2 separate regions of the Homo sapiens genome follow, and region 2 is linked to region 1. The links are chromatin loops, found by intact Hi-C in ENCODE. Cell type or tissue: heart left ventricle. All regions are shown on one strand. Each heading gives the region's core, and the rest is flanking DNA. Links, peaks and the distances in the headings are about the cores only.

Region 1 (16,823 bases), core at 5,609-13,608:
TTATTTTTTTTTTGGCTAGTACATTGGCTAGCACTTCTAATATGTTGATTGTTTTTAGTGATAGCATACATCCTTATTTGTACATATTTTTTACATATTTTAATTAGTCTAATATTTATTTCACTACTATTAACAATAGTTTTATTTTATTTATTTATTTATTTATTTATTTATTTATTTATGTATGTTTGAGACGGAGTCTCACTCTGTTGCCCAGGCTGGAGGGCAGTGGCGCAATCTCGGCTCACTGCAACCTCTGCCTCCCAGGTTCACACAGTTCTTTGCCTCAGCCTTCCGAGTAGCTGGGATTACAGATGCCCACCACCATGCCCGGATAATTTTTGTATTTTTAGTAGAGATGGGGTTTCACCATCTTGGTCAGACTGGTCTTGAACTCCTGCCCTCGTGATCCACTGGGATCATGCTCGGATTACAGGCATGAGCCACCGTGCCCAACCTAGTTTTTTTTTTATTTTTTATTTTTTTGAATGTGTATGTGTGTTTCTTCTAGACCTCTTTATCAGGTTAAGGAAGTTCTTTTCTTTTCTTAGCTAAGAAATTTTATTATGAATGGGTGTTAAGATAGTTTGTTGGGCTGGGCGCCGTGGCTCACACCTATAATCCTAGCACTTTGAGAGGCTGAGACAGGCGGATCACCTGAGGTGAGGAGCTCAAGACCAGCCTGGCCAACATGGTGAAACCCCATCTCTACTAAAAATACAAAAAATTAGCCAGGCATGGTGGTGGATGCCTGTAATCCCAGCCACTTGGGAGATTGTGGCAGGAGAATCGCTTGAACTCGGGAGGCGGAGGTTGCAGTGAGCCGAGATCGCGCCATTGCACTCCAGTCTGGGCAACAAGAGCGAAACTCTGTCTCAAAAAAAAAAAAAAAAAAAAAAAAAAAGATAGTTTGTTGACCTAATCATGTCATTTTCTTCTCTTAAGTGGTTAATGTAGTGAATTCCATTGATAAATTTTCTGATGTTAAACATCCTTACATTTCTGAGATTAAACTCAACCTGATCTTACTCTTTTCAAACACTATTCTATTTTTTATTTTACTAAGAAATTTTACATCTACTTTGAAGTGTGAGTGGATAATAACTTTGCTGTTCTTACAGCTTCTAGCACAGGGTTAAAGTGAACCTCAGCTAAAATAATTTTCTATAACCTCTCTGTGCTGTGGAATAAGTCACTTAGAGTGAGAATTATTTATTTGAACTTCTATGAAACTGCCTCAGGACTGGTACCTTTTTTGTTTTTTTTTTTTTTTGAGAATGTAGATCTTTGGCAACTGCTTTAGTATTTTTCCTATGGTGGTTTTGTTGTTGGGTTTTCTGTTTGTTCTTTGGTCAGTTTTTATAATTTATATTTTGTTAGCAAACTGTCCACTTCATGTAGGCTTTGAAGTTTTTGGTATAAAGTTGTTCTTACTGTTCTTTTCTAATGCTTAATCTTTTTTGTGTCTCTAGTTTTTGTTTTTCATGTATTTATTACATTCTTTTATCCTAATCAATTCTACTATTTTTGTTCTTTTTACTTTGTTCATTTTTCTAGTGCTTGTTTTGAAATAATTCATTTATTTTTAAACTCTTTTCTTCTCTGAAATGCCATTTGATGTACTGTTTCCTATGAGTACCATTTTGGTAGTATCTCACAGTTTTCTCAGGTAGTGTAGTGATTGTCATTCAATTTGATTTTAAAATTTAACCATTCATTTATTCTCAAACCAATACATTATTTTAAAATGTGGTTTAAAATTTCCCATTAATTTTTTTTGTCTGTTATTTCATTATTTCTTATGTTACTGTATTTAGGTTAGTGAGTATGATCTGCAGGTTAGCAGTATTTAGAAATTTGTTAATACTTTCTTTGTTGGCTGCTGTGCAGCCATTCTCTGTGAAGTGAGTTCTTTTTATGTGGGGTCCTGAGTACATATATTCGTATCAGGTTAATATTATGTCTCTTAGGTTGATTAGAATTTGTTATTCCTAGCCTTCATAGTATTACTTATTTTTCTTTTGATTTGTCTCTTATTTTCAGAGAGAGGTGTTCTAATCTGATTGTGATTGTCAAGTTGTGTTATGGGTTTTGTCTTTTTTTCTTTATATATTTCAAAGCTATATTGTTAAGTATATAGATAATTGGTGATTGTTATCCACTTGTGGAAGGTTATTCTTTTTGGTGGTAAAAATATTTCTTTTTCCCTTCTAAAGATTTGCTTCTTGATTACTTTTTTGTCTATTGTGATACTGCTATACCTACTTTTTAAATTTCATTTGCCTGCTGTATGGTTTCACATCCCTGAATTTTAAACCTTTACGTGTCATTTTGTTTTAGGTGTATCTTTTACGGATATGGACATAGCTGGGTTTTACTTTTTGGTTAGTCTGAACGTAACTCTGAATAGCCTGTTTATGTTTATTTTGACTTAAACCTCCTGTATTTTCTGTTATCCTTTCTCTTCATTTCCACTTTCCAGACTTTTCTTGGAATGATTAAGTTGTCTTTGTTTTACTCTTTATTTGCTCTATTGGTTTGAATAGCATACATTCCTTTCTATTTTGTGGTTGCCTTTATATTATTAACATGCGTATTTAAACATGTTTTTCTCACAACATCTACAGTTATAGGTATTTGTAGCTTCTCCCTAAGCAAGAGAACTTGAGTATTCTCTTATTCTCCTCCATTCTCTTTCTTGGACCTCTCAGGTTGATTAAAAAAAAAAAAGGAAAACATCTCCTGGATTATTGTTAAAAGGAAGTTTGGTGCTTCTTGTGTGTATAATCTTTTGTTCTTTTCCTGAGAGTTTTTAAGGTTTTCTGTTTATCCTTGCTACTCAGAATTTTTCATTGATATGTTTTAGGTGTTTTTGTTTTTAATTTATCCCAATTGGCAGCCTCCTTTCAATGTGGAGGCTGTTGGAGTCATGTTCTTCAGTTATGTCAGATTCTCTATTTTCTGCTATTTTTTTTTTTTTTTTTGAGATGGAGTCTTGCTCTGTCGCCCAGGCTGGAGTGCAGTGGCGGAATCTCGGCTCACTGCAACCTCCACCTCCCAGATTCACGCCATTCTCCTGCCTCACCCTCCTGAGTAGCTGGGACTACAGGTGCCCGCCACCACGCTTGGCTAATTTTTTGTATTTTTAGCAGAGACGGGGTTTCACCGTGTTAGCCAGGATGGTTTTGATCTCCTGACCTTGTGATCCCCTCGGCCTCCCAAAGTGCTGGGATTACAGGCATGAGCCACTGCGCCCGACCATTTTCTGCTCTTTTCTTATGTTGCCTCTTCTCCAATTTCTCTATTCTCACCTCTTGGAATTGCCAACAGATGGAAGGTAGATCTGTCCTCTATGTCTCCTAACTTTTCTTTTTTTAACCATTTATTTCTTTATTTCTTTCTTTTGCATTCTGGGGAAATCCTTGGCCCAGGTTCCACTCATAATTCTTTCTTCAACGATATTCTTTCAGTGGTGTCCTAACAGTCTGATCAGTCTTATAGTTCAATAAATAAATTTTTAATTTCCAGCTTCCCAAAGTTTCATTTCCAGGACTCAAGGTTCATTTTAGATACATCCAAATGTTTTGAAGTCTATGTAAAATATGTGTGTGATACAAGTATAGATTCCAACAATCACACAGAGCTCTGTTCAGATCTTGTTTCTCTGCCATTAACTGTGTTGTGGCTGGTTACCTGATTCCTCTGAGCTTCAATTTTCTAGCAAAATTGTGGTAAAAATGTTATACTGCCTATATTGTTGTAGGGATGAAATCCCATAATTGTAATAATATTACCTAACTTAGCTAACTACGTGCCAGGAACTGTACTAGGTTATTTTATTCACGTGTTATTTCATTTAATTGAGCAATTCCTTCATAACAATCTTAAGAATATATCCTTGATAGTTTCTTGATATCCTACTTCCTTGAAAGTAACTGAACTTGTTGAAATTAATTACAAGAGTGAGTCTTTGATCACTAGTTCTCATATTGATATCTCAAACTTACCACGTTAACAGTATTTTATGGAGGTGTGTTTGGCATATTCTTGACTGTCTTTCTTATTTAGAGTAATTCCTTTTTTATTTTTTATTTTTTTAATTTTTTTTTATTTTTATGACAACAAGGCTGTTTATTTCACCTGGGTGCAGGCGGGCTGAGTCCGAAAAGAGCCAGTAAAGGGAGATAGGGGTGGGGCCGTTTTATAGGATTTGGGTAGGTAGTGGAAAATTACTGGGGAAAAGGGCGGCAATGAGATGTGGCTATAGCCTAGGAATAGTCAGGGAAGCAGATAATGTAGTTAAAATGTCTCGACCTAATAAGGGAGCTGGGCAGGTGGGGATAACTAAAAAGGACTGTATAAAAGAATGTTGTCCAAGTTGGCATCAGAGTTGGGGAGTTTTAAGAGGTTTAGAAGCCTGGCTGTCAATGCCTACAACAGTTATGGAGGCAAGGGAAACAGGCCCTTGAAAAGAAGGTAATGTGGAGTGGGTAGCCTCCATATTGATTAAGAAGGGGACGGACTTACCCTCCACTTTATGAGTTACCCAAAGTGTCTGTGATGGTCCAGAAGGCTTCCAAGGTGATTGGGCAGCGTCAGTCTTCAGCTATTAAGCTGAGAAGATCTGGGAAGGAGTCAGTCAGAGAGCCTTGGGCCAGAGTTCCAGGGGCTCTGGGAGTGGCTGCCAGGCAAGTTGGACAGTCTGATTTCCAGTGGGGTCCCGTACAGATAGAACATGGCTTAGGAGGAATCCCGGGCTGCAGGCATTCCTTGGCCCAGTGGCCAGATTTCCAGCACTTGAAGCAAGATCCTGGGGCGGGCAGTCCTGGAGGAACCCCTGGCTGCTGCGGTTCAGGCGTTATGAAGTTCTTGTGTGCTGGAGATGTGGCTGAGGTTTCTCTCACAGTGGAGGCAAGGAATTGCAACTCAGAAATACGTTGCTACTTGGCTGCCTCTGTTCTATTATTGTACACCTTGAAGGTGAGGTTAATTAAGTCCTGTTGTGGGGTTTGAGGGCCGGAATCTAATTTTTGGAGCTTTTTCTAATGTCGGGGGCGGGTTGGGTAATAAAATGCATATTGAGAATAAGACGGCCTTCTGACCTTTTAGGGTCTAGGGCTATAAAGCATCTCAGGGTTGCTACCAAACAAGCCATGAACTGGGTTGAGTTTTTACATTTGATGAAAAAGAGCCTAAATGCTGTCTGATTTGGGAGAGGTCGGATAAAGAAAAAGGAACATTAACCCTGGCTATGCCTTCAGCTCCAGCCACCTCTTTAAGAGGAAACTGTTGGGCAGGTTGGGGAGGGCTAGTTGAGGAAAGAAACTGTAAGCCAGATAGGGTGTGAGGAGGGGAGGTGATAAAAGGATTATAGGGTGGGGGAGCGGAGGCTGAGGAAGAATTGGGACCTGGCTTGGCCTAGTGAGGAGCAGCTTGGGGAGGAGGGGAGAGGTCAGATGGGTCTGCAGAAAAGGAGGATTCAAAGGACTCAAGAGTTTGGGGTGGAGACTGAAGGAACAGACAGGAGAGAAAGAAGAAGGATTTGGGACAAGTTCGCACTGGGAGTAGAGACTAGGGAGGGACTGATGTGTAGTAAAGAATGCCTGGACGTCAGGCACCTCAGACCCATTTGCCCATTTTTTCGACAAAAATCATCCAGATAAAATGGAGAAATCAAAAGTGTTGTTTTCTGGCTATTTAGAACAATTATTGAGTTTGTATTGGGGCCAAGCGGTGTTGCAGAAGAAAATAAGACGCTTAGGTTTTAGGTCAGGCAAGAGTTAAAGAGGTTTTAAGTTTTTGAGAACACAGGCTAAGGGAGAAGAAGGGGGAATGGAGGGTGGAAGGTTGCCCATAGTGAAGGAGGTAAGTTTAAAGAGAAAGGTAGTGACACGGAGAAGGGGGTGGTGAGCAGCCCTGGGACGCAATGTGGGTGAGCAGCCAAAGCAGGTGTCCCCGCAATTGACTTGTCACCAAGGGTACGTGGGTGAATGACCAAGGCAGGCATCCCCACGGTGATCAGACACCAATGAAACATGGGTGAATAATCAGGCAGGCATCCCCGCAGTGGTTAAACACCAAGGGAAGACTGTCTTCCTGAGTCCGTGACTGGCGCCGGAGTTTTGGGTTTCCGGATAAAATGTGTCTCTGTCTCTACTAGAGGGGAGAAAGAACTGGAGTTGGAAGGACAGGGAGATTGAAGGGTAGTGAGAGAGGGAGATTGAAGGGTAGCGAGAGAGGCTGGAGAAGAGAGTGAAAAGACCACTTACCTGATTTGAAATTGGTGAGATATTCCTTGGGCTGATTGGTCTGAGGACCCGAGGTCATAGGTGGATCTCCCCACAGAGTGAGGGCGAGGACAGGGGACTGGTCTCCCGAAGGAGTCCTCCTGTCCCAGGTCTTCGGCACCAAATGTCACGCGAGTCTATGTGAAGAGACCACCAAACAGGCTTTGTGTGAGCAACAAGGCTGTTTATTTCACCTGGGTGCAGGCGGGCTGAGTCCGAAAAGAGAGTCAGCCTCCTGTTTTATTCCTTTAAAAATCTGCTCAGTGTTTGGTTCCTGTGCATGTGTATATGTGTGTATGTGTGGTACGTATGTGCATGCACATGTGGTTCACTTTAATCCACCTGTTGGGATTCCTTAGCTGAGTGAGGTACCATTGGTGCAAGTTCTGCTTGCCATTGACTGTGCAGGGCATTTACTTTTTCTGAAAGGATAATGTACCTATTTTATGAAGAAATCATTTAACAACATAATATGAAAGGGTAAATAAAGGTTATGGGAAATTATATCATGTTAGACTAAGAGGCTGAAAATACTACCCAGAAAGTACGTTACCTTCTTTAAGGTGCTTAGGATGGTACATTTATTTCTGAGCAGAACCACTGTGTGCTGGTGACCACATCGGACACTCATTGTCTCTTGAACTTTTCCCGTCTGCTATATTCACGTAATCCTTTCGTTAGTTCTCAGAATTCCCAGCGAAAGACTTTGTGACAATCATTTATTTTTTTTTAAATGTGAGCAATTAACTCTTTTTTCTTCTATTTAATATATTATCTTGAGACAACTGGTATGTGTTAAATGGCTATTTTACTGGGATTGTTATTCTTCAGAGATGCCAAAAATGCCTGAAGCTGATTGGAGATTCTCATGTATTAAAAGTAATTGCATATTAGTCTTTATATCTGAATGCTTTATAATTACAGGTAAACTCTCAGTGTGTTTCCTTTCTTCGTAACATTCTGATCGTTAGTATGTTTACAGATTCTTTTAGAAAAAGGTTAGAATTAACATCAATATGGTATAATCATTTCAGTATTTAATATAAAAATGTATAAACAGGCTGATTTTAAAAGTAACATATAAATTATCAACCCTCAAATAAAAATTATATATCTTAAAAGTATGACTAGGAAAGCTAATTTTTAAAAATATACTGATTTACCTCTATTGTTGTATTAAAAGGCTCATTTTAAAGAATGCAAAACATCCAGGAAAATTCCATGAAGAGATATTGTTAAGTGAGCCACCCTCTTTGTTAATTTTGTCTTCAAAAGAAGTCTGTGCATTTAATTTGCTACCGGTGTACCCAATATATGTGTTTCTTGGCTTATTTAAAAATTTTAAGTAAATTTCCAACTAATATAATATTTTAAATGTTATCCCAGTTTAGTAATAAATTAACCAAGTGAAAACAATGAAAATATTATATTCAATCTTACATCCTCATTATTGGAATGAGATCGTATTTACAATAATTAACCTACATCAATGCAACTATTTTTCAGTGTTTCAAAGTTATGATTCTTTAATGTGTACGTAGAATAAATCTAAACAACAATTAAAAAGAATCAAACAAGCTATGTCTAATGGAGATTAAGAAGCATTCTCCGTGAAGATTTAGTATATCATCTGGTATCTCTTTGTATAAACTCAAAATTTTTTAGGTACAAATAATAAATAAAATGTTTGTTGGCTGGGTGCGGTGGCTCACGTCTGTAATCCCAGCACTTTGGGAGGCCGATGCGGGTGGATCACAAGGTCAGGAGTTTGAGACCAGCCTGGCCAATACGGTGAAACACCGTCTCTACTAAAAATACAAAAATTAGCCGGGCTTGGCGGGCATCTGTAGTCCCAGCTGCTCGGGAGGCTGAGGCAGCAGAATCGCTTGAACCCAGGAGGCCCGGAGGTTGCAGTGAGCTGATGAGATCACGCCATTGCATTCCAGCCTGGGTGGCAGAGTGAGACTCCGTCTCAAAACAAACAAACAAACAAACAAACAGTGTTTGTTAACATGTTATGTGGGCTTTAAAAATGAAACTAAATATAGATTAAACATAGTTACAGTTTTGTTAAATATTTTCAGTACATTTTAAAGGAAATAAACAGCTTTGGTTTCCTGTGACAGTCCTAATTTAAAATCTCTCTCTCTTTTTTTTTGAGGTAAGGTTTCGCTCTTGTTGCCCAGGCTGGAGTGCAATGGCACGATCTCAGCTCACCGCAACCTCTGCCTGCTGGGTTCAAACAATTCTCCTGCCTCAGCCTCCCGAGTAGCTGGGATTACAGGCATGTGACACCACACCTGGCTAATTTTGTATTAGCCGGGAGACCGGGTTTCTCCATGTTGGTCAGGCTGCTCTCAAACTCCTGATCTCGGGTGATCCACCCGCCTCAGCCTCCCAAAGTGCTGGGATTACAGGCGTGAGCCACCACTCCCAGCAAATCTTTTTCTTTATAAGTATTCTTATGTTTGTTCAGACCATGTATCTCTATTTTTGGTTTGAAAAATATAAATAGATAGTAAAAATAGTTTAACAGCTATCATTTCTTGAATACTCACTCTGAAGCAGGCAATATGGTTAAGACCTTTGGAAGATTATATCATTTATTCTTCTGAAAAAAAAGTTAAGATTTGTAAACATCTCCATTTTATAAACGAGAAATTTGAGACCTGGAAAGGTTAGGTAGGTAATCCAATATCACACACCTAATAGGGGGCTCCAAACTTAAACCTGGCATCGTCTTACTGCAAGATTAACATTGTGTTATATTTGGGTACAGGTTATTTCACTCTTTGCAATTTAGCGACTTTAGGTTGATCTTTTGAGAAATGTAATTTCAGGGAAATATATATCTTAGATAAGTATCTATTAAAGTTTAGGCTGATCTTTGAATGTTATGAAGAAGAGGGATCATGTTATTTATATTTTGGTACTCTCAACATGTAGCTCAGTGTCACATATGATAATAAACACTCAATTCGTTGAAATGAAGTAAAGGAAATTCTTCATTGGGAGCTTAAGGAATAAAATGGGTGAAAAGGTATGGAGCAATATTGTAAAATCCACCTTTTACATCACCATTATTAAAGATATTACTAATTTTAATTACAAATTATAACTTTTAAAAAATGTAATTATGAATGAGATGCAACTGAATGCTGAAGAATATCTCTTGACCTCTTCTGTGTTGTCCTTCCACATTATAAAAATTGATTTATTTTTGAGAAGGAATGACTCAAGGCTGTAGAGGGCAGTATAAGCCAACTCAAGTGGACTTTCCTGGGTTAGTGAAGTGGTACAACTGTTGTTACTGTCCAAGTGTCCAGTTAGGTTTGATACCCCAAGTATCTGACCACTGGCCATTAGAATTGTTTCAGACTTAAAAATAAAGGAAGATAAAATGGAAAGTGTTTTAGAACCAAAGAATCACATAAACCCACAAAAAGGTGGCAATTATGCAACAGCTGTTTCCACCCTTAGAAATTCTTGTGGCAAAACCAAAGCCATTACCTGGATAATCCCAGCCTAAAAACAATTCGTCTCAGTGAACTTTATGATAAAGTTTCTTGTAAAGAATTTACTTTCTTTACTTGTCTAGTTGTATAATTTCAATTAAAAATAGTAAAATCCTCCACCGTCCTCCCCTTTTCCTCTCTCTACCTTCACCAACTTATAAAGACATGGACTGTTTAGTTGTTTACCAAATGATGAGCTATTACTAAATTTAGAAAATAATTAATATCAGTTCAGATTTTTTTGACATTCTCTTATTTTGTTGCCAGTGTTTATGGACAGTTTGATTATTCAATGTTTGCTTGATTATATCACTTTTCTAGTTAATAAGATGTTTTTGGACTATATTTTCATTGAGTTTTTTAGGTTTTCATTTAGGGAAAAAAATCCTGGCAATATTGTCACCTTTGTTGCCTACACTGATCATCTGATGGGGATGGATATCTAAAAAGAAGTAAAGTGCAGGGTAATGCTAATTATATATTTTAGTTAGATAGCATTTTATCTGCTCATTTATTTTGGCATTTAGCTTTAGAGAAGTATAGTTTCCATGGCTGAATTTTTTTTTTAATTATATCTAACAATATCTGATGATGTAATACCAGACATTCTACTCATTTCCTCGGGTAATTATGTCTAATTTAAATAATTTCAATAGGCAGTAGTATCTCAAAAGTTTTAGTAAATAGCAAGTTTTCTAAATGTAGATAAATGAAGCATGTGTGCCAGAAATGATAGTTGTGCTGTCTTCAGGTCTTTCTTGTATGTTTGACAATGTAAAATGTGTTGAGGCCAGGCGTGGTGGCTCATGCCTGTAATCCCAGCATTTTATGAGGCTGAGGCAGGAGAATCAGTTGAACCCGGCAGGTCGAGGCTGCAGTGAGCAGTGACTGTGCCATTGCCTTCCAGCTTGGGTGACACAGCAAGACTTTGTCTCAAAGTAAAGTGATGAGAAAAAGAAATGTGATAAGAACCAAGGAATATAAAATTAGTTCAGAAAAATAAAAATAAAAATGTGAAGACACCAAATGTTCCCATCATATTCTCATTTAATTTTTACCACGACCAGTGGTTGCCATTATTATCTTTGCAGATGTGGGGAAACTGGGGCTCAGTCAATACCAGTGATATGCTGAAGTTGAAGTGGTTCATAAATTATAATACTATAACTGGCATCCAGTCTTGCCTTAATATTTGCTTAGAATTAAATAGCTATTTTATGATTGTATTGGCACAAATGTGATTTTTTCAATATCTTTTTCAAAACACTACTTATATTTTGTTGAATGAATAACTGGCTTTTTTTTCTTTTAGCTGGAGAAGATGTTGTCTGAAAATTATCATCGGTTTATTGACCTCCCTAATTCCCTGACTTTGGGCAGTTTCTCATTTTCAGTTTTGCCTTAGAAGGTTTTTCTGTGTGATCTAAGGTATAGTTAAGCTTGAATGTATATTACATGTGTGTGAAAGCCAAAATTTAAAAGAATCTATAGAACTAAGAGCAGTGAGACATTAATCAGATGAAATTATAAATTCAATAAATTTGTGATGCAAATTTACTTTTTGACACTCAATATTTTTTAGATACAAGTCAAGATTCCAAATATTGATTGATCTATCTATCTAGTTATTTTTACTTTGTGATTTTTGTTTTAACATTAGGGGCTTATATCTTTGGTTACAAGGGATTGACCAAAACGCACTATTTTTCTTTCCTCCCGAAGCTCTTTATAAGCATTAAATTGCAAGAAGATATTTATTTATTTATTTATTTATTTTTTGAGATGGAGTCTCACTCTGTCTCCAGGCTGTAGTGCATTGGGGCGATCTTGGCTCACTGCAACCTCTGCCTCCTGGGTTCGAGCAATTCTTCTGCCTCAGCCTCCTGAGTAGCTGGGACTACAGGCGTGTGCCACCATGCCCAGCTAATTTTTGTATTTTTAGTAGAGATGGGGTTTCACCGTCTTGGCCAGGATGGTCTTGATCTCCTGACCTCATGATCCACCCACCTCAGCCTCCCAAAGTGCTGGGATTACAGGTGTAAGCGCTACCGTGCCTGGCTGAAGATATTTATTTTTTGTGGTATCTCTGTAAAGCACATAAAATTTGTTGCCATGAATCTCATTATTAAAACACTGAAATGGATCGCTGATATGCCTGCTCTTCTCTAAAGAGGAGGGGGTGGACTCAGTATATGGTACTGTTGGTGTGAGTGTGGATCACAATATGATTCACCCAGCTAAGAAGTAAACCCATATTTGGTTTTAAATTTGTCGAAAGAACATTTCCAAAGGGAAAACATGGCGGGAATGGAAGGAAAGATTGGAAAGTAAAGATATTCTGCTACTATCTTACTAGGAGAAGAATTTGAGGCCTACTTTAAGGGTATATGACTTGGGCAAGTTATTTAAACTTTCTAAATCTCAGTATCCTCATCTATAAAATGGGAAAGTAATAGTACCTGCCTCACTGATTATTAGGCATAAGGAATAATAGAATTATGAATAGTGAGGTAAGACATATAAATGGCTTCTGTAGTACTTGACACATGGTATTCTCTAAGCAATTGATAATAAATAGTAAAAGGTAGTTCTTATTGCTGCAGTAATCGTAAATGAAAATTAATGCCTGAAGTTCAGTGGTAGCAAAGGGACTGGAAAGAAAATATCAAATGAACAAAGGGTAGATAAGTAGACCCCATAAGTGCTTAGTGACTGATGTGGTGTGGGTATTGCAGTAAGGAGGCTCACCAAGATGACGAGCCTGGCCAAGCATAGAGGGCTATATTAGAAGTACTGTCTTATCTCAAGAAAGTAAGGTTTTCAAATATCAATAAGGCAAAGAAGTAGGGGGAAAAAAACCCTTGAGAACAACTTCTGTTTTTGTTTGACACACTTGTTTTAATGAATTTGTATCTAACATTGACCATGTTTAAGTGGTTTTAGATAAAGTGCATTTTTGCTGTTGTTCTTGTGGTTCTCCTACCTAAGCAATTCAAGTTTTCAGAACTAATTTGTTTGACTAGTCAATGTTCTCTCTTAAACAGCTTAGTGGCAAAATTCCTGCCATTGCTCTGTTGTAAAGAATCAGCTCTTCTTTAAGATAAACAGTATCTAGAAGCATGGCCAGGTGCATTCACTGCACTGTAAGAGGGAGACATGGGGGGAGTAGTCAGGAAGCATGTAGGTGGGAAGGGTTTCCTGTTTCCAGGCAACAGCAAGGAGCTACAGACGGAAAGCAACTTGAATATAAATTCATTCAAGAAAGGACATTTTACCACCTTGCCTTCTAAGCAGTGAGGACGCAGACTTGACTGAAAGATAGAGTGAGGTTGAAGCTTCATTTGTCAGTGGGTAAAGTTATTAGAAACCTATTTCTCATTAGGTTTTGTATGTATGAAAAATATCACATACTAGTGGCCAGGTTAGCATTTTTAAATATTTGAAAAATAGTAGCATCTACGCTTGCCTTCCTTCCAATTTTCCAGAAACATGGGTTTTTTTATGGCTTCATTTTCCTGTCTTTCTGCCTAAAGAGCAGAGGGGCTCGTGGCCCTGAAACAGGCTCCTTCCCTGCCTGACTCCATCTGCAGGAAGGAGAAGCACAGCACACTCAGCTCAAAGGGAGGTGCCTCCTCCCTTGAAGAAGCCCATCCAGAGGTTCACAGGGAGCAGATGAGAGAAGAGTTCTTCCTGCTCCCTGGGCCAAGGGGAATGTGGACCTGTCCCCTGCTTGTGACATTTTCCCCAACCTGTCAAATGCAAGAGTAGCAAATTTGGAAGAGTAGAAGAAGGCAGTTGCAGGCGGCAGCTACCTGATTGGGGTGAGTTATTCTTGAGGCATTTGAGATATTGAGTTGATGATTTAAATATTGGCCCACTAAAGATTTTATAAGTAATGTAGTCATTCCTTGGGCCCTGAGGGACCCTCTTGTTCTATATTCCAGCTCTTTCGTAATGAGAGGGATTACCCATACTCAGAAGAGATGCATGTCTCAAACGCCTGCATTATTTTTTCTCACTTTCACATTGTGTTTCCTCTAGTTGTTGAGGTGAGCTCCTTTTAAGATAGGCTTTATTGTTTTATTATACTGCTTATATTTAGGAGTTTTTCTTCAAAATCTATGTCAGAAGATAGGTCTCGTAAAGGGCGAGTAAGCACTTGGGCGAATCATGCACTGGAATTTATCTTTTGATTAAGTTTGAGAGTGTGCCTGGAACAGTTGGGTCTTTCATCTCTCAGTCTGGAGCCTCCTTTAGTAACTTGTCCTGAGACTATAGGCAACCCACTAGCTAGTTATAGGGCCACCAAAAGAGCTGCCCAGACACTTAAGCAAACACACAGGGTCCAAGCTTCATACTGGATCCCTTCTTGCCATGTATTCGGGGATGAATCACTGCTTGAAGGGTCTAATCTGTCTCCTTATTGTCCTGTCTGGAAGGGTCACATTATTTGAGTGTAACTCCTGAGAGCCTGGCGGGTCTTTTCACACAGATGTTGATGGATGCTTTGCAGTCCCTCCCATCCCAGCAGATTTCTTTGTGCCTCTTTTTACATAGGCACTTAACCTATGTTGAGGGAGCCTCTTTTATTACCAGAAAGAAGACGTTAAAGGAGTTTAATCCTCACTGTTGGTAATAGTTTGTTCTTCCCCAGTTTGCATACTCGGGTTTTAGTTGGATATCGAGCTGCCTCTTTTTTACCATATCGGTCTTCATTCTATTATTTGTGTTCTTAAATGTCTTGTGGGAACATTAGAAAGGTACCTATGATGGTTGAATATCTTTAGTTTTACTATCATTTTCTATAGAATTTTAAAATCTAGTTTTAAGAACACAAGTTGGCAAGCTCTGGAGTATTTTTTGTTAATTATATAAATTATATATTTATGGCGGTGGATTTTTTTTCCCTACGTAACTTTGGATTGTACTTGAGAAGCTCATTGCAAATCAGCACAGCAGATTTTAAAAAGCCAATAATCTTTTATGTAAAATTTGACTTACTTATGGCATTATATATGCAGTTAATTGGGTCTAGTTCATTTTAATCACTTGACATCAGTTATAGAGTCCAATTTCAGACATAGGAAATTATGAAACATTAATGTAATACAAAATAGGCTCTTTATCATGCTTTTTTCATGAAAAAATAGTTTCACTTACTAGGAGTTTATGTTGGCTATTTGATTTTTAATCTTGTTTCTCTTGTGTGAGCTTTTGGACAGAATATGAATTTTAAATCCACAGGTTTTTTTTGTTGTGATTTTTAAAAATTATTTTCACTATCCTCCAACATTGTTATTCAGTATTATTATACAAGCACATTCATGTGATAATATATACTAACAATTTGTTTTATTTTACTGAAGATTCCAAAACAAAATTTCTATTAGTAAAGAACATTGTCTTTTGATGTAATTATAGTAAATTTTAGTTTAATCTTAATATTTAAATATTTACCAAAATATATGACTCATATGTAGGTAAGTTATCAGGGGAAAACATCCTATGATTTTAAAACTGTTAAGCACTCAATTTTTTTTTTTAATTGAGACAGAGTTTTGCTCTTTTTTGCCCAAGCTGGAGTGCAGTGGCACGATCTTGGCTCACTGCAACCTCCGCCTCCTGGGTTCAAGTGATTCTCTTGCCTTAGCCTCCCCAGTAGCTGGGATTACAGGCATGCACCACCATGCCTGGCTAATTTTGTATTTTTAGTAGAGATGAGGTTTCACCATGTTGGCCAGGCTGGTCTCAAACTCCTGACCTCAGGTGATCCGCCCGCCTCGGCCTCCTAAAGTGCTGGCATTGTAGGCGTGAGCCGTCACACCCAGCACAGTCAATATTTTTAATAAGAGATAATAAACTTCATGATTTTAGTCAGTCTTCTGTAACTATGCAAACAAATGTTAAAATATGGAAGACCTAAAATCTACCTAATATCTGGTCTGAGTGTAATCTTTAAATTGTTATTCATAAATGAATTCTTGAATGAGTTTTGCTTAAAGACAATCTTGTATTTAACTAGGAGCAAATTTAAACCAAGCTTTTAATTTTTCATATCCAAGCTGATGATTTTGCCTTAAAATGTCTTTGATCATATTTTTACTTACTAAACATCTGTAAAATAGTTACATTCATTATTATACACTTATATATATATTATTATTACACACTTGTTGGCAGTGTAGGGTGGATAAAAGAGAAATTTAAGACGTTTTCCCTGTGTCCTAGGAAGGAAATGGCCTTTTCCCATCTCCTTTGAATCTCTTTTGGTTATGCAGGCCAGTCTCTTTTATGATTCTTAAACTTGGAAATTCCCCTTCTGTGATCTTTCATTTGTGTCATGTTCCTACCAGGTTTGAAGTGAAGAGACTATATTTTCTTCTAGGGGCTTAGCAGTACTTTGCATATACTAGATAGCTAAAAATTGTGGAATTAAGCATAGATTTTTAAAAACTAGCTTTGATAATATAAGTATATGCCAAATTATAATTAGTGGTTTGGTAACTGGTCTTCTGTGCTGTGGGCATCAGCTGATTTATTCAGTTTTTATACACTGCTTCATACTCCGTCGTTAGTGTCCTTGAATTGGCTGTTTCTTTTACTTTGCAACCAGGAACTTAAGAATTTGAGTTACACATGAAGAATTTATTTATCAACAGCAGGGCAGAATTTATAGAATTTGTTAAATCTCATTCTTTATCATGTACTATGTCCTCTAGGGAATAGTTGGCTGATATTTTTAGAAAAGAATTATGTTATTATCATTACCATTAGAATGCTTTTTTTAAAATTAGAATCTAGATTACCTTTATCAATTTGTACACAGTATTATTACATCTGTAGTGGCATATTTGTAAAATATTTACTTTAGTATATAATGTGTATATATATGAGCCAAGGTATTTTTTAGAAAGATTCTTTAACGTTTTATTTTTAATGTTTTCCCCCAAAACTTTAGGCAGAAGCAGTTATTTCTTCTTAGCTTGCTAGGGCATCCAATTTTCATCAAATTTTCGCCAAA
Region 2 (16,823 bases), core at 4,612-12,611, 120 kb after region 1:
GCAAACAATAAAACCCCTGTCGAAGGTGATAATGTCACAGTAGCTGTGTAGATAAAATACTGTGGGACCGAAGGGTCTACTCCAGCAAACCAACTCCAGCTTCTGATCATAATGGGGCAATCACTTAAGATACCTAGAAATGAGATAAAACAGTATTTCTGCTCTCCCACTAGATTCCATAACATTGGTTAATAAGCTAGGATGACTCTGGTATAAACAAACAATAGAAATTTAAAGTTCATTCTTAATTAAGATATGATATGTTGAGAGTCTATTTTATTCCCATGTATGTAGTCAAGTAAATGCTTCACTTCTAAATACTGAAACTATAAGATGTCCCACAGTAATTGAATTACAGACAAAAAGGCTCATTTGCTGCAGTTGCAGTAATTATGTGGTGAAGCAGTTAATTTTGAACAAGTGTGAAAAGATGTCACGTTGTCACAGAAAGGATCAGAAAGAGAAAATCACTTTCCACTGCAGCATATTGATCTGATACCTCAGAAGCCTGATACTTTGTCCTCCATTAAATCATGTTTAAAATATTTGATTTTAAAATAACTTATTGACTTTCTTTTTTGTTTGTAAAATAAGACATGTTGAATGAGAATAACACCAAAATGCATGGAGACAAAAATATCAGTCAATGCATATACCACTCCATATCTGTTGTGAACATTTTATTGTTTGTCATTTCAGCATGTTTACTAGGCATAAACATAGTTGAACAGTTTCTTTTCTTTTTAATTAGAATTATGGTACATAAATGTTACTGTAAATGCATTTAATGGAAAATATTTTTATTGATTGATTTTGCCATCAAATTCCTATGCCTGCCCTTGTTAGAGGTCCCCCCTGCTTCCGATTTTAGTGTTTTATTTGATTTCACAAAGATGGTGGGATTCAAGGTGTGATGTGGTGTAAACTTGTACTTTTTAGAAATAGATACTTCCTCATATGTTTGCCATGTATCATAAAATTACTGCCCTTTAGTAGGATGGGAAGCATAGTTTTCTTTTTCAGGGAAAAGAAAATAGCTATTTTGCTAGAGAAGGAAAACTTCAGGGTATTATAAGGATTTATTTGTGATCACATTTGCCTGATGCTGATAGATGCAATGGTATACACATTGCTTGTTTAGATTGTCGTTCTTTTATTCTGCTTTCTTAACTTTGCTGCAGATGCTCTTAGTCACTGCATGTTCACATACTGGAGTGGTTAATGCTCCTTTTAGAAGCTAAGTTATCAGGCTGTCAGTCAAGAATGTACTAACTGCTGACTTTATGGATGCGTCCCAAAAGTTAGATTTGGCGTTAGAGGTCACATTCATACAAAACTCTGTTTTATGAGAGCAACGAATACTTTATGGTCCAAGTGCTGTTGGCAATTTTCCAGTTTCTATCTATGTGTCTATCAGCTCTACACTTTGTAGAAAGTAGGCATGCATGTGCCTGCACATGTGTTAACCTTAAAAGCATAGTTCTTTTCCATGAAAGCTGCTTTATTTTTTCTTACCCAGAAAGATTCTATTGTGGTAATGGTAACTTCTAACCCAGGATTATACATCTTCCTTAGGCTTCAGTTAAATCCTACTGTTGCTCTCTACTAACTGAACTTTAAGTTATCAAAAATAAGAGCCTTCCCATTATTTTACTATGTCAATATCTGTTGTTACCTCCCTGCATTAAAAGACCCCAGATGGAAAATTGTCTTTCTAAATTCCCTTCAGCAATACCTATTGCAGGTAAGAAACTATTTTTTAACAAATATTATAATGTGGTTGCTATTTATCTTCTCTAACTGTTTAACATGAACCATGGAGATGACGGATATTTTATTGTTTTAAAATAAGCTTGTTTCATTCTACATATCATCATTAGACTTTTGCCTTAGCAGTAAGTATGAAAGGTTAAGAAATAGATTCCATTTTTAAATAAAAAACTTAAACTATGTTTCAGTTTAAGGTCTTCAAAATTTTTCCCATAGTTGCGATATTTTTTTTCTGAGGTAATAAGCCCTGTCCAAGGAGATGCTGAATAACTCTCTAATAATGTCCAACAATGTCTGACATCACAGAGAAGGAATTGAGAGGGTCTCCCAGGTAGTCAAATGGATGCTGTTGCTATGGTAAGTTCCTACGTCACCATGACAAGCAGAAATATCCAAGGAAGCAGCAGTGGCGGAGCAAAGGCAGCCACTTCTAGCCTGGCAACTAAAAGCTGAAAACTCACATGACTGAATTTCAGGGAACAGTTTTCCCATAGTTGAGAGTGGGGTGCCTAACTGAATCATCAATGTCAGCTATGAACAGTAAGAAAAATGCCTTTGTAAGATCAAAGATAGATACTGTATTTGGAATTTGTTCAGGAAGAGTAACTTTGCAATTGCAAATATACTTTTAACTGCAGTATTTGTTATCTGTCTTCGAAGGAGAGCTGCATGTTGATAGGCCACTTCCTGCCTTTCATCTTTTTTTTCTGATTGTAGGCAAAGTGGGTGCGGGGAAGCAGCACCGTAGAAGTGCCAGTCCTTTTTTAAGAGCTGTTTTAAAACATGGACAACTGAATTACATATTTTAGAAAGTAGAGTTGGTTCTGAAGAAATGCAATTTTGTGGTAATTTTGTGGTAGGGTCACTATGAATGGCTTCCAAGAGACTTCTGCCAAATAATAGCAGAGGTCAACAGTATAATCTATAGAGAAACTAGAGAACAGAAAATAAGAATGTATTAGTTTTAGGAGCCAGGGTGTTATATAGACTGACAGGAGGCTGCCAGGATCAAGAAACAAGTTTTAAGAGAATAGGAAGCCCATCTGATAGGAGACAGTATCCATGAGAGTAGACACTGATTTGTCAGTTTGACAGGTTCTTGTTCGTGGAATCAGCATAAAGTTACCTTGATCCACTTTAACTTGAGGGTGTTTAATCAGGTGTTTGGTATAACGAATGTTGAGGGTAGTAATTTGGGGCCACATTAGGCTATTTGCAAAGTCACACTTGAATAGCCTTAACCAAGATGATTTTTCTAAATGAAATTGAAGGAAGCAAAGGGGAGGAAACTCATCAAAGGTTGCTGAAAATTACATGTAGAAGATACGCTATTCCCTTTCCTTCTCAGCCTTCATTTTTCTTCATCAGCTCTCGCCAGTGATGCATCTGTGAGAGGATAATGCAGGCTATCCTGCCATGAGTAATGGACCTTGATTTCCACTTTTCTGATTGCTTGCTATCTGCTGTAAGTAATGCCTTACAGGCATTCTCCCTGTGTCCTAGAGCATTTTAACTAATACTCTATTTGGGCAGAAGTCCCAATAACCACATAATTTTTCATTCAACTTTTCTAATTTTTGTCTTTATTGATTTCCAGTAAAACTCTCAGTGCAGATTTTTGCACGTTTGTTTTGTAACCACAAGGTTTTTTGTTGGTATGTACCTTTTCTTTGTGATATTCTTTCCTTTGAGAATAGCAAGGAACCCTGAGAATTGTTAGATTGTTCTCAAAATAGATCACTTCTTGTCTGCTCCATTCGGCTGTGACTTCTCTCATTAGGATAATAGAATAAAATTGCCCTTAAGAAGCTTTTCCTTTATTGATCCAGTTCATTTCAGAGGCGGAAAGTGAAGAAGAAACTAAGAGTCCTTTTTATTATCTTATTGTAAATAAACCTGGCCATTTTTACTCTTAAAAACAATACTGTACTCATTTTACTCATACTAATAGTACAAATTCAAGTAATCTCAGTTTTATAATTTAATAGGAAAATACGTAAATATGTGTGTGTGTTTATGTGCAAAATGTTTAGTTTTAACTTACCCTCTTGTGGATTCACTTTTACAGATCATTAAATTGGTGAGTTTAGATCAGTTCTAACATTGTACAGTTTTATCTGTGATTCCCAATGTATGCTTCATAAAATCTCAGATCTAGAAATAACCATAAGAGAAACCTTCTGGTTTTCCTTTGTCTGTTTGAGCAGTAGTAGATTTAATATAAGAAGAGCTGTCTGTGTTTTTTGTTGTTCTTGTTTTTTGTTTTTTTTTTTCTTCTGGTGAATTTCTAAGACTATAAACCTGTGGTGATTTTTAAGTAGGAAAGTTTTTAAAACTGTTTTGGAAGATAGTTGAAATAGTGACAGTAGTTGTCTGGACTTTGCAGTATCAATAATTTAGCACTTTTAATGGTCAAGGACAGACCCCTCTTTCCACTAGTCATGTCTAGGGGCACTTGAACTCCCCATTGATTTTTTCATCATGGAGGAGCCTCTCAGTGTTCCAGGTAGTTCTTCCCTGAGCACACGAATGGTTGGATTGATGTGAGGAGGCCCACAATTTAAAGGCCCAGGTTTGGCCATGTTTATTACTTGTCTGAGCTGCAGACAGTTGTGGTGTTCACATTTTCTAGTGTCATAGGCAGTTTTGCTCCAGATTCTGAATAAATGCAAAAGTAGGGCTAAGGTGGTTTAGTCCTAACCAACCCGTTAAAGGTCCAGATCTCCTAATTTCTGAAAGTTTAACATCTCCATAATAAATTATGCACTGAATTGTGTCTAAAATAAAAAATTTATATTTATTAAGGGCCTCTATGGCTTTGCTTTGAGGACATTAGAAATTGACTTTTTTTAAGGAAAAAAATGTTTTTCAATATACTTTCTAAATAGATGTTGGGAATTCTTATTAAAATGTTGGAGAAGTTATTTTTTCCTTAGTACAGAATTCTAAGAAAGCACATCAGAAATGTTTAAAATGTCAGAAGTTAAAAAACAACTTAGTGACGGCTTACAAAATTCAGCTTTAAGCCAATTTTCAAATCATAGAATCCAGCGTTAATTAATAATGGAGGGCAGTTTGCATAAACTGGGAAAAACAGGGAGTGAGACAAATATACAAAACAGCTGTTACAGTTTTTCTTAAGACTCAGCTACACAGTTAAGTTTCTTTTTTTTTTTTTTAACGAGTATAAAGGCTCTGTGAAGGCCCGCATAGCTGATATATTGTGTCTTTATTTTTCTTGTAGAGAATGGAGAGGGGGGAATGGAGAACTTATAGACAGAGAAGCGGGGAATGCAGGACAGCCTGGCCCCTGCTGGAGATAAGGAGGTAAAATCATAGCATACAGTGGTAATAACAGGCCTTCATGGTCATCTAGCCCAACTTTTTGATGCTTGAAGACTCTCCACAGTTTTTCAGCTTCATCAGTTGCTAATTTTGTCTTGAACCGGCCTGACATTGGATCTATTTTTCCTTTTGTGAGGTGAAAGCCAGGACTAGACACTGGTCATTTTTACTCTGTCTGGTACCATTATTGGTCCCATAGTTCACTACCCAAAAAGTGCTCTACAAGCAACAGAAAATGAATATGGAAAGTACAAAATGGTCCGGGCACGGTGGCTCACACCTGTAATCCCAGCACTTTGGGAGGCCAAGGTGGGAGGATCACCTGAGGTCAGGAGTTCGAGACCAGCTTGGCCAACATGGCGAAACCCCATCTCTACTAAAAATACAAAAATCAGCAGGGCATGGTGGCACACATCTGTAATCCCAGCTACTCTGGAGGCTGAGGCAGGAGAATCACTTGAACCCGGGAGGCGGAGGTTGCAGTGAGCTGAGATTGCACCACAGCACTCTAGCCTGCGTGATGAGCGAAACTCCATCTGAAAAAAAAAGAAGAAAAATACAAAATGTTATTTACACTTTATTACATTTTATATCTGTTCCCAGATTATCTTTGACCATTTCTGTATGAATGCCACAAAATTCCAGTTCTGTTCTCTCTTCAGCATTACTTTCCTATAAAGGCCCAGCCAGTTCTTCTAGGTCAATCCTGAGGTTCCAGGAATGGCCAGTTACCTGACCTATTTCCTGTGATCACATCCCTTGAAAGTTGCTGAACCTACTTAGTCCTAAATAATAGCACAACAAATAACTGAACAGTTCTTTTCAGACTCTTTTCAATGTGTTGTTGATGCCCAAAGTAAGAGAATCCAGGTCACAGTTGGCAAAGTTTGCAGTGGCAGGAAGCTCTTGGGGAACCCAGGGTTCCTTCTTGACCGTGTCTTTGGCAGTGTGGATAAATTTAGCCATTAGTTAAGGGGTTAATAATGGGACAAATTGAGATCATCAGAGGGAGTAAAGAGAATTGTCTGAATTCTCCAATGGCTTTTATAATTGCCAAGTGTCCAGTGCTGAGAATGTTATATTATTATATATTATCTATTCCCTAATGATTTGGACCACATTTGTTGCACTCTATTACCTGCTGCCTAGTTTCCAAATGGTTTTATTATTATATAGGTTTTATCTCACCAACAAGTTCTTTATTGTTCCAACTCATATTTTATAATCACTGTCATCTCTCTTAATGCTAGTCCATTAATAGGTCCTCAAAAGGTTGATTTGGGATCAGAAGGTCTCCCTAGAGGAGTTATATATAAGAGCTATGAAAGAATTTGCCCACCTTTTAGTACAGATTTGGCAGTCATCAAAGCAAATGGCTGGGAGAGCTCAGCAAGCAGAATTCTCCTTTGACTCCTCAGTGAGCCCCTACCTTTCAGTTCAAGGGAAGCTATAATGTGATATAAAATATGTCTGATATTTGCTGTTAGATTGTGATTTTTGGTACACAGCAGACAACGACAGGTTTTCCTTATTTTTTTCCCCCTAGAATCAGGGCGATCAAGTATATTTTATTTTCTCCAGTTGGTTCTTTTTCAAATTTTCGCCTAAACTTTTATTCTTAAGCCGTATAGTAGTACATATTTTAAAATCTAGCAATACTTGGACATTTGTGAAGACCTTTATTTGGTACAAAATGTCTTTTGAATTTTTGCTTGTACTTAAAAATATTTACAATAAACACAGGAAGTTGTATGCTACTCTGAGATTATAGGGGAGGTTTGTAGAGTGCCCTTCCCTTACGTGCTGTGTTGCTTATGAAAATGACAAGCTTTCATAATATCTGTTAAACTGTAACCTGCCTATTGTGTTCAGTACAGAATGCTGAATTTAGTTAAAATGTTAAGATATGTTTGTTCCACTTCTGCCTCAGAAAAATTAGATGGAGATGTGTGTGCTCTCCATCAATAAAGCGTATTTGTTTTGAAAGATGCAGCACTCACGGGCTGTCAGTCATAACGACTTCTGAGAGTACTTTAAGAGCTGCAGCATCAATATTTACAAAATACAAAGTGAAGAAAAGTACATTGCGTCACAGACATGTGCTGTCTTGTTCCGATTCCCTCCCTCCTCAGTGTATTTAGTATAGTTAAGTCTATATGGAGGAGTATTTGAGATACGAATGGAAGTTTGGGATTCCTCTAAAGTAATTACTGAGAGGTATGAATGAAATACCAACAAGGCTTGTAAAATGGAATTACTTTTCCTCCCAAAGTAAATGTATTGATTAAAAACTAAAATCAGTGATACAATCAGATGGAAGAAAGTACCTGTGTTTAAAGTCCAGAGCCTTTATAGGCTGTGTTCCTAGTTTGCTTCTTAATGACATTATAAAGATTATGTAAATCTCTCTGAGGCGCCTCTCAAATGGGCATAATTTTACCCATTTCATGGGATTTTGTAATAATAAATGTGTGCAATAAAGGCTTTGTAAGTTATAAAGTGGTACATAGTTGGAAAGCAGCAAATAAGGTAGCCTAGGGTTTTTTAATGGCAGTACTAGCTTTTTGTATAAGAAAATATATTTGGAACTTATTAATGAAATGTACTCAAGTTGTATATTATAAAGTGCTTTATCATAAAAAATTAAAACGAATGTATTAGATATGTCAGAACAATGACTTTATTATTATATTATAATCTATCTTTGAAAAAAACTAAAAGCAGCATGGGCTCACTTTTAGCATATAGTCTCTCTTATTTATCCTGTATTCTGCCACTAACTCTTGTGGCCTGGTAAATTACTAAGTGAAAGCATTCTCTCCCTCTTGTTTCCCCAACATAATGCCATTGTGTAAATATGGAAAGGCTTGGTTAGACACTTATCACAAAGTACGTTGGAGATTCCAATTAGAAATGGACTAAATTAATGAGAAATGGTTTTAGCAGGGTTAAGAATCTTGCTTAGGGGAAAAATGATATTGTATTTGAAAATTCTTGGGTTTAACTCAATATGTGGATGGTTACCTATCCCTAAAATCAGCAAACACAATGCCTTAATGATATAAAGAGCTTCTTCAGTGATTTCCCAGGTTTATATGGTTTATGATTATTTTACAGAGTAGCTTTTTTTTGGTATTATAAAGCATTACCTTTATATTTAAATAGGATGCTAGAAAATAAAAATTTGGCCAGCAGAGGGAGCAGACTTATGTAAATTGGGCTGTAAGGAAGATACTCTAGGGTACTTCAGTAAACGTGTATCTTGTGGGTAGTGATTTACAACATTCTTGTACTGTGCATTGAGAAGAAAATTAAAGGAAGGAACTTCAGTCATATTAAAACCAGTTCTTTATGTTCTCACTTTGATGCCCCCCCCCCTTTTTTTTTTTTTTTTTTTTTTTTTGAGAAAGAGTCTCATTCTGTTACCCAGGCTGAAGTGCAATAGCATGATCACAGCTCATTGCACCCTCTACCTCCTGGCTCCAAGGCTCAGGGGATTCTCCCACCTCAACCTCCTAAGTAGCTAGGACCACCGGTGTGCACCACCATGCCTGGTTAATTATTAAATTTTTTGTAGAGACAGAGTCTGATTATGTTGCCTAGGCTGGTCTCAAACCCCTAGGCTCAAACGATTACTCCTGCCTTGACCTAACATAGTGCTGGGATTACAGACATGAGCCATGGCACCTGGCCACTCTCGTACTTTTTAAAAGAGAAAAAAGGCGAGCAAATAATACACGAATAGGAACTGTGTTTTGTTATTGTTGTTATTCTTAGACATGAAGAATCTTTTGTAAATAAATGTCATCAATTTAGTAAATTTACTGGATAAAAATAAGGTTTTAGTACTTGGCTCTGGTTGGAGCACATTCATTCTAAACACATAAAAGGAATATAAATAACACCTGAAAGAAATATAAAAGGAATTGTTAATGTTCTAAACAGAGCACTGTTATGACTGAATCATCAAGTAAGCACTTACATTTTGTATCATATATATTAAATCAGGAAAATGGAAAATATTTAACATAAAAATTTCACCCAGCATGACGCAAGTATAAAACAAACGGTTTTCTGCTCAACACTAGTTATATAGAAATTAATCAATGATAGCATCCTATGCATTCTAATTAATTTCCTTGGCAAATGTGCAGGCTGATATAAGATGATTGGATTCATGCATTTACAAGTACTATTTATTAAATACGTATATTCAAGGCAGTATTCTAAGCATTTGGGAAGGTAAAGGTAAACCACACCTACCTTTATGTAATTTGTAATTTAGTAAATGGTGAGTCTAATTCTAGTGTACCAAAGTGAAAGTAGGTGGGCGTTGCAGCAGCTAGGATAAGCAACTTCGCTAAACACTATACTACTTAAAATAAGAAATACGTATTCTTTTTTTGCTTTTGAGAAAAATATTTTTGTTTTGCAACCATTAAGATTGAGAAGTTTTGCTTTATGAAGTGAAGTCGATTTGACTGTTACTTAAGTTATTCACCATCTTTCTTACAGTAAAGAACAGTAGCTAAGGAAAAAGATTTCCAATCAGTGATACAGACTATTGATTCTTAACTAAATCATTGTTTCTGCATTGTTTTTTAAAATTATAATTAGATATCAGGATGATAGAAAACATCCAGATTTTTTAATTATTTTATTTATTTATTTATTTATTTATTTATTTATTATTATTATACTTTAAGTTTTAGGGTACATGTGCACAATGTGCAGGTTAGTTACATATGTATACATGTGCCATGCTGGTGCGCTGCACCTACTAACTCGTCATCTAGCATTACGTATACCTCTCAATGCTATCCCTCCCCCCTCACCCCACCCCACAACAGTCCCCGGTGTGTGATGTTCCCCTTCCTGTGTCCATGTGTTCTCATTGTTCAATTCCCACCTATGAGTGAGAACATGCGGTGTTTGGTTTTTGTCCTTGCAATAGTTTGCTAAGAATGATGGTTTTCAGTTTCATCCATGTCCCTACAAAGGACATGAACTCATCATTTTTTATGGCTGCATAGTAGTATTCTATGGTGTATATGTGCCACATTTTCTTAATCCAGTCTATCATTGTTGGACATTTGGGTTGGTTCCAAGTCTTTGCTATTGTGAATAGTGCCACAATAAACATACGTGTGCATGTGTCTTTATAGCAGCATGATTTATAATCCTTTGGGTATATACCCAGTAATGGGATGGCTGGGTCAAATGGTATTTCTAGTTCTAGATCCCTGAGGAATCGCCACGCTGACTTCCACAATGGTTGAACTAGTTTACAGTCCCACCAACAGTGTAAAAGTGTTCCTATTTCTCCACATCCTCTCCAGCACCTGTTGTTTCCTGACTTTTTAATGATTGCCATTCTAACTGGTGTGAGATGGTATCTCGTTGTGGTTTTGATTTGCATTTCTCTGATGGCCAGTGATGGTGAGCATTTTTTCATGTGTTTTTTGGCTGCATAAATGTCTTCTTTTGAGAAGTGTCTGTTCATGTCCTTTGCCCACTTTTTGATGGGGTTGTTTGTTTTTTTCTTGTAAATTTGTTTGAGTTCATTGTAGATTCTGGATATTAGCCCTTTGTCAGATGAGTAGGTTGTGAAAATTTTCTCCCATTTTGTAGGTTGCCTGTTCACTCTGATGGTAGTTTCTTTTGCTGTGCAGAAGCTCTTTAGTTTAATTAGATCCCATTTGACAATTTTGGCTTTTGTTGCCATTGCTGTTGGTGTTTTAGACATGAAGTCCTTGTCCATGCCTATGTCCTGAATGGTAATGCCTAGGTTTTCTTCTAGGGTTTTTATGGTTTTAGGTCTAACGTTTAAGTCTTTAGTCCATCTTGAATTGACTTTTGTATAAGGTGTAAGGAAGGGATCCAGTTTCAGCTTTCTACATATGGCTAGCCAGTTTTCCCAGCACCATTTATTAAATAGGGAATCCTTTCCCCATTGCTTGTTTTTCTCAGGTTTGTCAAAGATCAGATAGTTGTAGATATGCGGCGTTATTTCTGAGGGCTCTGTTCTGTTCCATTGATCTGTATCTCTGTTTTGGTACCAGTACCATGCTGTTTTGGTTACTGTAGCCTTGTAGTATAGTTTGAAGTCAGGTAGTGTGATGCCTCCGGCTTTGTTCTTTTGGCTCAGGATTGACTTGGCGATGCGGGCTCTTTTTTGGTTCCATATGAACTTTAAAGTGGTTCTTTCCAATTCTGTGAAGAAAGTCATGGTAGCTTGATGGGGATGGCACTGAATCTGTAAATTACCTTGGGTGGTATGGCCATTTTCACGATATTGATTCTTCCTACCCATGAGCATGGAATGTTCTTCCATTTGTTTGTATCCTCTTTTATTTCCTTGAGCAGTGGTTTGTAGTTCTCCTTGAAGAGGTCCTTCACATCCCTTGTAAGTTGGATTGCTAGGTATTTTATTCTCTTTGAAGCAGTTGTGAATGGGAGTTCACTCATGATTTGGCTCTCTGTCTGTTGTTGGTGTATAAGAATGCTTGTGATTTTTGTACATTGATTTTGTATCCTGAGACTTTGCTGAAGTTGCTTATCAGCTTAAGGAGATTTTGGGCTGAGACAATGGGGTTTTCTAGATATACAATCATGTCGTCTGCAAACAGGGACAATTTGACTTCCTCTTTTCCTAATTGAATACCCTTTATTTCCTTCTCCTGCCTAATTGCCCTGGCCAGAACTTCCAACACTATGTTGAATAGGAGTGGTGAGAGAGGGCATCCCTGTCTTGTGCCAGTTTTCAAAGGGAATGCTTCCAGTTTTTGCCCATTCAGTATGATATTGGCTGTGGGTTTGTCATAGATAGCTCTTATTATTTTGAGATACGTCCCATCAATACCTAATTTATTGAGAGTTTTTAGCATGAAGGGTTGTTGAATTTTGTCAAAGGCCTTTTCTGCATCTTTTGAGATAATCATGTGGTTTTTGTCTTTGGTTCTGTTTATATGCTGGATTACATTTATTGATTTGCGTATATTGAACCAGCCTTGCATCCCAGGGATGAAGCCCACTTGATCATGGTGGATAAGCTTTTTGATGTGCTGCTGGATTCAGTTTGCCAGTATTTTATTGAGGATTTTTGCATCAATGTTCATCAAGGATATTGGTCTAAAATTCTCTTTTTTGGTTGTGTCTCTGCCTGGCTTTGGTATCAGGATGATGCTGGCCTCATAAAATGAGTTAGGGAGGATTCCCTCTTTTTCTATTGATTGGAATAGTTTCAGAAGGAATGGTACCAATTCCTCCTTGTACCTCTGATATAATTCAGCTGTGAATCCATCTGGTCCTGGACTCTTTTTGGTTGGTAAGCTATTGATTATTGCCACAATTTCAGCTCCTGTTATTGGTCTATTCAGAGATTCAACTTCTTCCTGGTTTAGTCTTGGGAGGGTGTATGTGTCGAGGAATTTATTCATTTCTTCTATATTTTCTAGTTTATTTGTGTAGAGGTGTTTGTAGTATTCTCTGATGGTAGTTTGTATTTCTGTGGGATCGGTGGTGATATCCCCTTTATCATTTTTTATTGTGTCTATTTGATTCTTCTCTCTTTTTTTCTTTATTAGTCTTGCTAGCGGTCTATCAATTTTGTTGATCCTTTCAAAAAACCAGCTCCTGGATTCATTAATTTTTTGAAGGGTTTTTTGTGTCTCTATTTCCTTCAGTTCTGCTCTGATTTTAGTTATTTCTTGCCTTCTGCTAGCTTTTGAATGTGTTTGCTCTTGCTTTTCTAGTTCTTTTAATTGTGATGTTAGGGTGTCAATTTTGGATCTTTCCTGCTTTCTCTTGTGGGCATTTAGTGCTATAAATTTCCCTCTACACACTGCTTTGAATGAGTCCCAGAGATTCTGGTATGTTGTGTCTTTGTTCTCATTGGTTTCAAAGAACATCTTTATTTCTGCCTTCATTTCGTTATGTACCCAGTAGTCATTCAGGAGCAGGTTGTTCAGTTTCCATGTAGTTGAGCGGTTTTGAGTGAGATTCTTAATCCTGAATTCTAGTTTGATTGCACTGTGGTCTGAGAGAGAGTTTGTTATAATTTCTGTTCTTTTACATTTGCTGAGGAGAGCTTTACTTCCAACTATGTGATCAATTTTGGAATAGGTGTGGTGTGGTGCTGAAAAAAATGTGTATTCTGTTGATTTGGGGTGGAGAGTTCTGTAGATGTCTATTAGGTCCGCTTGGTGCAGAGCTGAGTTCAATTCCTGGGTATCCTTGTTGACTTTCTGTCTTGTTGATCTGTCTAATGTTGACAGTGGGGTGTTAAAGTCTCCCATTATTAATGTGTGGGAGTCTAAGTCTCTTTGTAGGTCACTCAGGACTTGCTTTATGAAACTGGGTGCTCCTGTGTTGGGTGCATATATATTTAGGATAGTTAGCTCTTCTTGTTGAATTGATCCGTTTACCATTAAGTAATGGCCTTCTTTGTCTCTTTTTATCTTTGTTGGTTTAAAGTCTGTTTTATCAGAGACTAGGATTGCAACCCCTGCCTTTTTTTGTCTTCCATTGGCTTGGTAGATCTTCCTCCATCCTTTTATTTTGAGCCTATGTGTGTCTCTGCCCGTGAGATGGGTTTCCTGAATATAGCACACTGATGGGTCTTGACTCTTTATCCAATTTGCCAGTCTGTGTCTTTTAATTGGAGCATTTAGTCCATTTACATTTAAAGTTAATATTGTTATGTGTGAATTTGATCCTGTCATTGTGATGTTAGCTGGTTATTTTGCTCGTTAGTTGATCGCAGTTTCTTCCTAGTCTCAATGGTCTTTACATTTTGGCATGATTTTGCAGTGGCTGGTACCGGTTGTTCCTTTCCATGTTTAGTGCTTCCTTCAGGAGGTCTTTTAGGGCAGGCCTGGTGGTGACAAAATCTCTCAGCATTTGCTTGTCTGTAAAGTATTTTATTTCTCCTTCACTTATGAAGCTTAGTTTGGCTGGATATGAAATTCTGGGTTGAAAATTCTTTTCTTTAAGAATGTTGAATACTGGCCCCCACTCTCTTCTGGCTTCTAGAGTTTCTGCCAAGAGATCCGCTGTTAGTCTGATAGGCTTCCCTTTGAGGGTAATCCGAACTTTCTCTCTGGCTGCCCTTAACATTTTTTCCTTCATTTCACCTTTGGTGAATCTGACAGTTGTGTATCTTGGTGTTGCTCTTCTCGAGGAGTATCTTTGTGGCGTTCTCTGTATTTCCTGAATCTGAATGTTGGCCTGCCTTGCTAGATTGGGGAAGTTCTCCTGGATAATATCCTGCAGAGTGTTTTCCAACTTGGTTCCATTCTCCCCGTCACTTTCAGGTACACCAATCAGACATAGATTTGGTCTTTTCACATAGTCCCATATTTCTTGGAGGCTTTGGTCGTTTCTTTTTATTCTTTTTTCTCTAAACTTCCCTTCTTGCTTCATTTCATTCATTTCATCTTCCATCACTGATACCCTTTCTTCCATTTGATCGCATCAGCTCCTGAGACTTCTGCATTCTTCACGTAGTTCTCGAGCCTTGGTTTTCAGCTCCATCAGCTCCTTTAAGCACTTCTCTGTATTGGTTATTCTAGTTATACATTCTTCTAAATTTTTTTCAAAGTTTTCAACTTCTTTGCCTTTGGTGTGAATGTCCTCCCGTAGCTCGGAGTAATTTGATCGTCTGAAGCCTTCTTCTCTCAGCTCGTCAAAGTCATTCTCCGTCCAGCTTTGTTCTGTTGCTGGTGAGGAACTGTGTTCCTTTCGAGGAGGAGAGGCGCTCTGCTGTTTAGAGTTTCCAGTTTTTCTGCTCTGTTTTTTCCCCATCTTTGTGGTTTTATCTACTTTTGGTCTTTGATGATGGTGATGTACAGATGGGTTTTTGGTGTGGATGTCCTTTCTGTTGGTTAGTTTTCCTTCTAACAGACAGGACCCTCAGCTGCAGGTCTGTTGGAGTACCTGGCCTTGTGAGGTGTCAGTCTGCCCCTGCTGGGGGTGCCTCCCAGTTAGGCTGCTCGGGGGTCAGGGGTCAGGGACCCACTTGAGGAGGCAGTCTGCCCGTTCTCAGATCTCCAGCCGCGTGCTGGGAGAACCGCTGCTCTCTTCAAAGCTGTCAGACAGGGACATTTAAGTCTGAGGAGGTTACTGCTGTCTTTTTGTTTGTCTGTGCCCTGCCCCCAGAGGTGGAGCCTACAGAGGCAGGCAGGCCTCCTTGAGCTGTGGTGGGCTCCACCCAGTTCGAGCTTCCTGGCTGCTTTGTTTACCTAAGCAAGCCTGGGCAATGGCGGGCGCCCCTCCCCCAGCCTCGCTGCCACCTTGCAGTTTGATCTCAGACTGCTGTGCTAGCAATCAGGGAGACTCCGTGGGCGTACGACCCTCCGAGCCAGGTGTGGGTTATAATCTGCTGCTGCGCCATTTTTTAAGCTCGTCAGAAAAGCGCAGTATTCGGGTGGGAGTGACCCGATTTTCCAGGGGCCGTCTGTCACCACTTTCTTTGATTAGGAAGGGAACTCCCTGACCCCTTGCGCTTCCCGAGTGAGGCAATGCCTCGCCCTGCTTTGGCTCGTGCACGGTGCGCGCACCCACTGACCTGCGCCCACTGAATGGCACTCCCTAGTGAGATGAACCCGGTACCTCAGATGGAAATGCAGAAATCACCCGTCTTCTGGGTCGCTCACACTGGGAGCTGTAGACCAGAGCTGTTCCTATTCGGCCATCTTGGCTCCTCCCGCCTTTTAATTATTTTAAACTAAAACAACGACTAAGTCATATGAAAGAAAAATTACCTTTTAAACTTTTACCATTTTAGATGAAATTTAATATATATATATGTTTTTTTTAAAAAAAATGTATGATTGCTCTTAAAATTCAAAGAGCTAGGCCAGATGCGGTGGTTCACACCTGTAATCCCAGCACTTTGGGAGGCTGAAGCGGGCGGCTCACAAGGTCAGGAGTTTGACATCAGCCTGGCCAATATGGTGAAACCCCATCTCTACTAAAAATAACAAAAATTAGTCAGGTGTGATGGCATACTCCTGTAGTCCCAGAAACTTAGGAGGCTGAGGCAGAAGAATTGCTTGAACCTGGCAGGTGGAGGTTGCAGTGAGCCGAGATTGTGCCACTGCACTCCAGCCTGGGTGACAGAGCGAGACTCCATCTCAAAAAAAAAAAAAAATTCCAAGGGCTCTGTGTAACCTGGAGCATGGAAGATTAAAAATCAGTGTTCGGTGATTGATACAGGAGAAAAGGGAATGGATAATTATTTCTCTTCTGAGGTCAAAATTACAAATAGAGAGTCATTTTTTCTCTCTTCAGATCTGCAATACTTAGAAACTATTTCTAAGTAAATAAAATCACCAGGTGTTTTAGTTTGGCAGTTTGAATATGCTATTTGAGTAATTGTTAGGAATGTCTGAAACAGAGGGTCACAGAGCAGGGCATGGCAAGGACGGATTAGAAAAGAAGGATGGTGAACAAGGAAAAGGACTATGGGCAGGAGGAATGGACTTCAGGGAACAGTCCTAGAACTCATTCATTCATTCATTTGCCTGCAGTGCGCCCGGCTCTGTGTCAAGCCCTGGAGACACACCATGGTGAACACGATGCAGCCCCTGTTCTCTGTCACAGTTGAGTGTGATATAAAGAAGGAAACAGGTCATTTCAGTGTAGCCTATTAAGTGTAGGGTGCTGTGGAGACACCTCTCTCAGACTTGAAAGGACCAGAAGTGGCG

What was found. Hi-C counts contacts between places; a loop is a spot of excess contacts. Peaks named below come from ENCODE experiments on the same cell type or tissue, not always from the same donor. Only the 100,000 strongest peaks of a DNase experiment are listed, where the experiment ranks them.
Region 2: it touches region 1 in a loop (2.3-fold over the local background); 6 of 110 quality-filtered maps call a loop at or near these places.

The regions. Positions count from the first base shown.
Region 1 is chr3:107,565,299-107,582,121 of GRCh38, forward strand. All of the region lies in intron 2 of BBX (BBX high mobility group box domain containing), which reads left to right. Among named protein-coding and RNA genes, the nearest start is that of BBX, 51 kb to the left of the region's middle. In heart left ventricle, for the core only: a CTCF peak has its summit at 9,535 (motif pointing right); no DNase peak of the experiment used is centred there.
Region 2 is chr3:107,682,400-107,699,222 of GRCh38, forward strand. The region is part of intron 3 of BBX (BBX high mobility group box domain containing); the gene reads left to right. Among named protein-coding and RNA genes, the nearest start is that of BBX, 170 kb to the left of the region's middle. In heart left ventricle, for the core only: a CTCF peak has its summit at 8,293 (motif pointing right); no DNase peak of the experiment used is centred there.